Linked DNA regions of Mus musculus: region 1 is linked to region 2. Evidence: chromatin contacts called from ENCODE Hi-C or POLR2A ChIA-PET data. All regions are on one chromosome and are shown on one strand. The core of a region is the stretch at or near the end of the contact, and the rest is flanking DNA. Distances in the headings are between cores, read along the strand shown.

Region 1 (3,422 bases), core at 509-3,008, 710 kb after region 2:
TACATGAGAAATAAACTTAGATTTAACTTGCTCCAGCTCTTGCTAGTTAGCCTCTAAGACTAAACAACAAAAGGTTTTGCAAGCCTGGAAAGACTCAGCAACAGCTTTGCAAGGGATCTCCACACTGATGGGGAGTCGTCCCCTCATCTTCCCAGATGAGTGTGTTCTTATAGTTCAGCTGCCTCCGCTCCTCCCAAAACTGATCTTGGGAATTTATATTTAATGGGCTTTAGCCAACCTTCAAACACATGTGACTTTGCCAGTCCACCTCCCAAATCAATTAATCACAGACACCTGGTACTGGTTCTCAGTAAACAGAGGCAAAAAATGCTTCTGTTTACAGACACTCTGTAAAGTGTCTGTCTAGAAGGTATAAGACCTTCCCTTCCTCCCTGAGCACCAGACACAGAGATACACATTTGTAATTCCAGGAGCTAGAGGGAAGAGGATCAGAAGTTCAAAGTTGGGGCTGGAGAGATAGCTCAGCGGTTAAGAACGCTGACTGCTCCGGGGGTCTGAGCGAGAAGAAAAAAGTGTCTGGGGACAGCTACAGTGTACTTACATATAATAAATTAATAAATCTTTTTAAAAAAAGTTCAAAGTCACCCTTGACAACGCAGTGAACTTGAGGCTAGTCTGGGCTAGTAACCAGTCTCTGGCCAGTTAACAGCTGAGAGCCATAACAGAAACACTTTGGATACTGGGGGTGGGGGTGGGAGATAACGTCCAAGATCAAAGCCAGGGAAACACATTTCTATTAACAAGTTCAAAAATTATAGACAGAGTAGAAAATTGGTCAGGAGCTAGCAGAACTAGCAAAATAGAAATAGGCCAGGCTAGATGAGGCTGAGAATGAACTGGACATCAAGCCTAGCTTTCCTGCCTCTTAACCTACCCTCTCACATAGAACCGTCACATCAAAGGAGGAAGGGCTGGATTTCTGTAGTATCACCCGGAACAACTAAACCAGGATTTAAAAACTCGAGTCTATAGTCCTTCCATACTGTACACATGATTGTATCCCTTTGCGGCTTACTCTGGGGTTGTTCAAAGGAACACCACCTCCGAAAGGGTTATCTAAGGGGTCTGAGTGTTAAATCTGATCTCTAGATTGAACAAGATCGCTTCAGTCTTAGCGGAAGCCTTTGACTAGCTGAAAATCTCAAGAGGTGGACTCCCCGTGCCCAGCACCACTAGGGTCTGAGCAGATTCCTCTCGCGGGAAGCCCTTCCCATCGTCGTGCACCCTCCGCCTCGCCACTGCACCAGACTTAGAAAGGAACCGGCCTAGTAAAACCATGGAGGTCAAACACTGGCGGAGGGACGGATTAAGAGACAACAGCGTGGCTCGTTGTCAATGGGAGACCGACTACTCTAATCGCGAGGTTTGCTGCTTCTTCGTTATCTGCATGTCTTATCTTACTAGGGAAGTAAAAGTATTCTCTCGCCCCCACCCCGGACACACACACACTCTATCTCAGGCTATCAGTGAATATCGGGAAGACGTGTACGGATTGGGAACCACACTACTGCCTTTGTTCATCCAAGGACAGAATCGCACAACAGCGTCGCCCAGCGCCAGCGCCAAGACTTAAACAGAGCGAACCCCCAACGCCAGCCCTGTCGTCGTCCCGCCTCCAGCCCACCCATAGCTCCACCCATAACTGGGGCTGCAGTTCCGTCGTAGCTCCGCCCATCGGGAGGAAGAGCCTGTGGCGCGCGGGTGTGACGTTACGCACGTCTACGTCAGCACGCGCCCAGCTGGGAGGAGGCGCGAGCCGAGAAAGGATCCTGTAGCCACCGGTGCGGCGGTGTGTGCACATGGCGCTGTGGCGCGGCTCTGCGTGCGCCGGCTTCCTGGCGCTGGCCGTGGGCTGCGTGTTCCTGCTGGAGCCGGAGCTGCCGGGCACGGCGCTGCGCTCGCTCTGGAGCTCCCTGAGGCTGGGACCCGCGCCAGTGCCCGTGGGACCTCTGTCCCCGGAGAGCCGGCTGGCAGCCGCTTGGGACGCCCTCATCGCGCAGCCCGCCCGGCGCTGGCGCCGCGTGGCTGTGGGGTGAGTGCCTGCGGGGCCTGCCTGCGGCTCTGGGCCTCCCCGGGAAGTGCGCGCGCTCCGGGGTCCGCCCGGGACTCGGTGGTGTCTGGGTTGCCCTCTGGGCGAAAGTGTCGGACGCGTGAGACGAGCCTTTTTCCGTCATCGCTGCAGGGATAGTCAGCATATTTCCACCCGGTTGGCCCTGCTCCCTGTAAAAGCAGCTCTCATAGCTTCTTAGAAATTCAACTCAGCCTGTCACTTGTAATTTTTGAGGTTACTCTGTTGTCTGTCTTCCAGCCCTTTTTTGCCGACTGTTCTCAGGTGGCCACGATGGTTTTCCTATTTTTTTAGCACTCTTCCTAACGTACTTAAAGCTAAATGCTTCTGTCTCTAGCTGTTGACTTTACGTCATCCGGTCTGAAGACCACTCTACTAAGACTGCTCATTTTCATATTCAACATTTTTTGTTAAGGATTCCTTACCAGAACTCTGCGCCTTTCGCGTTTAGCACGCCCTTCTCGAAACTACCTTCTTCCCCATACTAAGTGATAGTTCATATTTTTAAGGTTCTCTCAAATCACAGTATCTCCTTTCTTTGTGAAACTCACAGAAATGTATCCAATTTTTTTTACACTAACCTTAGTCCCTCTTCCAGTTAGGCTTGGCTTTCTTGTCTTGTCAAGGGCACTATGCATCAGCGAGTTTTTTAGTATGTTTTTCTTTAGGTTAGAGTTGGTTTTTTTTTTTTTTTTTTAAATGTTGCTTCTGTTGTTCCTTTTTGAACTACAGCCTCCTTGGCTGGTCTGGAACGTAAGTAGATCATTAGAACATAGATCATTATCTGATCTGTTTGCTTCCTTTTTCTTTCTTTCTCTTGTCTTTTTAGTTTAGTTTTATTTTTAAATTATTCTTCTTTAAGACAGGGCTTCTCTGTGTAGTCCAGGCTCTCCTGGAACTCACTCTGTAGACCAGGCTGACCTCGAACTCTAAGGACCAGCTGCTTCTGCCTCCCTGGTGCTGGGCTTAAAGACCTGGCTTTATCAGGTTCTTGATCATCTTTCTTGGAGCTATGTCAGGTGTGTGCTGGGCTCTGAGGGCATATGTATGGAAGAAGTCAGGTCTGTGCTGCATTTTTTTGGAAGCAGCTTGAGCAGCTACAACAGAATAACTCACACTAGTTGCTTAGAACAACATAAACTTTCTGTGACTGGAGACCGATAGTTCCAGATCAAGGTGCCAGGGTGATTTCTAAGGAAGCTGATGCTGGGGGTGCCTTTCTTCTTTCTTCCTACCTTGGAGCCAGTCAGCTTCTCGTGCTCTCACATGCCTTTTACTGTATAGTTCTCCAGAGTGATGTCTTTTTCTCTTATATGGACACCATTCCTGTTGG
Region 2 (3,100 bases), core at 413-2,912:
TTGAGACAGGGTTTCTCTGTTTAGCCCTGGCTGTCCTGGAACTCACTTTGTAGACCAGGTTGGCCTCGAACTCAGAAATCCAACTGCCTCTGCCTCCTCCTTTTTTTTTTTTTTTTTTTTTTTTTTAAGATTTATTTATTTATTATATGTAAGTACACTGTAGCTGTCTTCAAACACTCCAGAAGAGGGCGCCAGATCTCGTTATGGATGGTTGTGAGCCACCATGTGGTTGCTGGGATTTGAACTCCAGACCTTCGGAAGAGCAGTCGGGTGCTCTTACCCACTGAAGCCATCTCACCAGCCCCCCTCTGCCTCCTCTTTACTCCAGATTCTCTAACCCTTTGAATATAGTCAGGTCAGCAGGCCAGTTTACCCTTTCTCACTTGTAAGCCACAGAGACACCCGAGGATGTCTGTTGTGACTCATAGATGAGCTAAGCCACAGAAAACACTCCTTTGCTAACCACAAGTGCTGAGGGTGGTTCAGGGAAAACAAACAAGCCAACTCCCCCAAATCTGTGTTTGTGTTCGAGAGCCTGTGTGCCCGCACTGGGAGGCCAGAAGTTGCCTTCGGGTATCTCCCTTAACTATTCTTTTTCTTTCTTTCTTTCTTTCTTTTTTTTTTTTTTTTGGAGAATACTCAGTTTTTGAGGTAGGGTCCCTCACTGAGCCTAGACCTCATCGATCGGCTAGGCAGACTAGTTAGCAAACCAGAGAGCTCTTCTCTTCTCCAGACTCAGATTACAGCGTTGGCTCTGGTGGCCATCCTTTTCTGTTTTATGCTGGGGAAACTCAGGTCTTCACGTTTGTGTATCAAGCATTTTTAAGGACTATGACATCTCCCCAGTACTCTCTCACCGCAAAAGAAGGCATTTCTCAACTTTCTATGCAACATGGCTAAACTCCTTTTTGATTGCCCCTTTCCTGTGGGTCATCTCTGATACACCAGGCTGAACAGTGAACTGAGTGGAAACTATTTTCTTACGGGTTTCCTCTACCAAAGGTTCTGCCTATTACTGGACACACTGTGACTTCCTTGTAGAATTGGATCTGTAGCCCTGCACAGGCTAGCTCTTCAGGCCCTCAGAGCTTGTGAAGCTAAAATAAGGCCAAAGAGGGGTGGGGAGGGCACAGGTAGGGAGGAAAAGGAGGACACTTGAAGGCTGAGGGAACAGATGTCCGTGCAAGGAAGCACAGCGATCGTTAACACTGCCTGGAAGGGAAAAAAAAATCCACGAGGCAGAGAGGTTGTGGCCAGATACCTCTAGGGGTCTCTGGTCAAAGTCCAGAAGGAAAAGCAGGGTTTTGATAAGGGGTACTAATAGGAAGCTCAAAAGCAGGGTCTAGGGTATCCATTTCTGAAGCTTCGAGCAGTAACGCATGAAAGGCAGGATGGGTGGGGGGAGCATTGTTTTCTCAATGCTTCCTCTAATTTCTGAGCGCTAGGATCCCATAGAAGTGAGAACTGTACTCCGCCGTCTTCCCCCGTGGGAGAAGGAGCGGGTGGAGTCCCCGCCTCGCCCCGTCACGTGGCCAAAAGCGCCCTTCGCACGTGACCGCCCTTGTGCTTGGCCAATCAGCCTCTGCAGGGGCGGGGACTTGGGGAGGGGGGGGAAGAGGGCCTCTTCTCGCGAGCCTTGCCGCCGGTGCTCCTGGCCCGCCCACGGCCGCCAGCGGAGGTCTCGCGAGGCTTGGACGCTGCGGCGGTAGGAGGAGGACAGGGAAGGACGGAGCTCGGCCGCGGCTGCCTCCCTCGTTCACTCCCTCGCGCGCGCGCTCGCCCGCCCCCTCCCTCCCTCCCCTCCCTTTCCCCGGCCCCGGCCCCGGCCCATTCGCTGCGCGCTCTCCGGCTAGGGAGGATGTCGGGCTCGTCGCTCCCCGGCGCCCTGGCCCTCTCGCTCTTGCTGGTCTCTGGCTCGCTCCTTCCAGGGCCAGGCGCTGCTCAGAACGGTAAGCCGAGGGGCCGGGGGCGGGTCGGGCGGGGGCGCCCGGCTCTGGCAACCAGAGGGGCCGGGCCCAGGCCTGAGGGGGATGCCGGAGCCGGCAGCGGGCGACCCGGCTGAGGCGAGGAGGTGCTTCGCGGAGAGGTGGAGGCGTCGCTTTGGTGCGAGCCCGGGGCTCTGTAGACAGGTCCGCGGCGTAGGGCTCATCGCGCACCGGGAGCTGGAGTAGCGGGGGCGGCTCTGGAGAAAGCGGCGGGAGACAGGCGTTCGAGTTCGAGCTGGCGGAGGGGTGGTGTCGGCGAGAGAACCGGGCTCCGCGGGCGCTGACACCCGGGATTCTACTGGGGCCCTGGAACCCGGGTGACATTCTGCAAAATGGGAGGAGGGGGGAAGCTGGGGTCAAAAGGATCCCGTAGAATACCTAGAGGCAGCAGACTGCTTGAGTCTCTCAAGGAGAGGGGTTAGTGAGCGATTCGGGAAACCTTGGATTTGGGGGTAGAGGGAAGGTGGGTGGAAAGATGGAGTGGGTTGACTGCAGTAGGGGGACCTGGAGAAGAGAAGCAGCAGTGTCTCCAAACGAGCTGGGGGAAGAGGATTGGGTTTTGCCAAGGAGGGTGGAGTGCTGGGCATTCTAGGGTAGCGGTTGGGAAAGCAAAAGGGAGTTTCTAAATAAGGAGAGGAAAATGAGCAGAGGATGCGGGGAAAGCTTTAAAACCGAGGTAGAAGAAATATCAGGGAAGTAAAGGGTGCCTGGGTATAGTGGTGGGAGTGGGGGAAGACGGAAAAATAAGGGAAGAGAGTAAAATGCAGGAAGTCGGGGGTGTAATGTTGCTTTGTAGCGCGGCGGATACATTAGGGAGGGGACGAGTTGTGGCAAATGCTTTATGATGCTAGTTCGGCCTTTGGGGAGGGCTGGGACACAGCCACATCTGCAGTGGTGGGATTGAGGGCAATGAGAGATGGTGGCAGGGGAGATGGAGGAAGTGGGCTTTTAGAACTGAAAGTTTCAAGATTGCAAAGATGTTATTTCTGAGGAATATGAATGTGGTCTCTGGGTTGGGTTTAAGGTACAGTGGAAGTGAGAATTGGGTTGCGAACTGAAGCTCTTTAGAGAAGATGGTGAAAGATAATAGGCTTGGGGAGCTAAACATGACAGAT

The links. Hi-C counts contacts between places; a loop is a spot of excess contacts on that map. ChIA-PET counts read pairs that join two places held with the same protein, here RNA polymerase II (POLR2A).
Region 1: a map of T-helper 17 cell shows a loop between it and region 2 (4-fold over the local background). The contact joins the promoter of Adpgk here to the promoter of Nptn in region 2. A Hi-C loop is called at or near these places in 1 of 37 maps with a recorded cell type or tissue (T-helper 17 cell). POLR2A ChIA-PET finds 5 or more read pairs at or near these places in 2 of 5 experiments (both embryonic stem cell).

The regions. Positions count from the first base shown.
Region 1 is chr9:59,289,814-59,293,235 of GRCm38, forward strand. Adpgk (ADP-dependent glucokinase) reads left to right here and starts at 1,759. Exons shown (of 7, transcript NM_028121.2): 1 at 1,759-2,053. The coding sequence starts at 1,821.
Region 2 is chr9:58,580,578-58,583,677 of GRCm38, forward strand. Nptn (neuroplastin) reads left to right here and starts at 1,663. Exons shown (of 9, transcript NM_001357751.1): 1 at 1,663-1,949. The coding sequence starts at 1,859.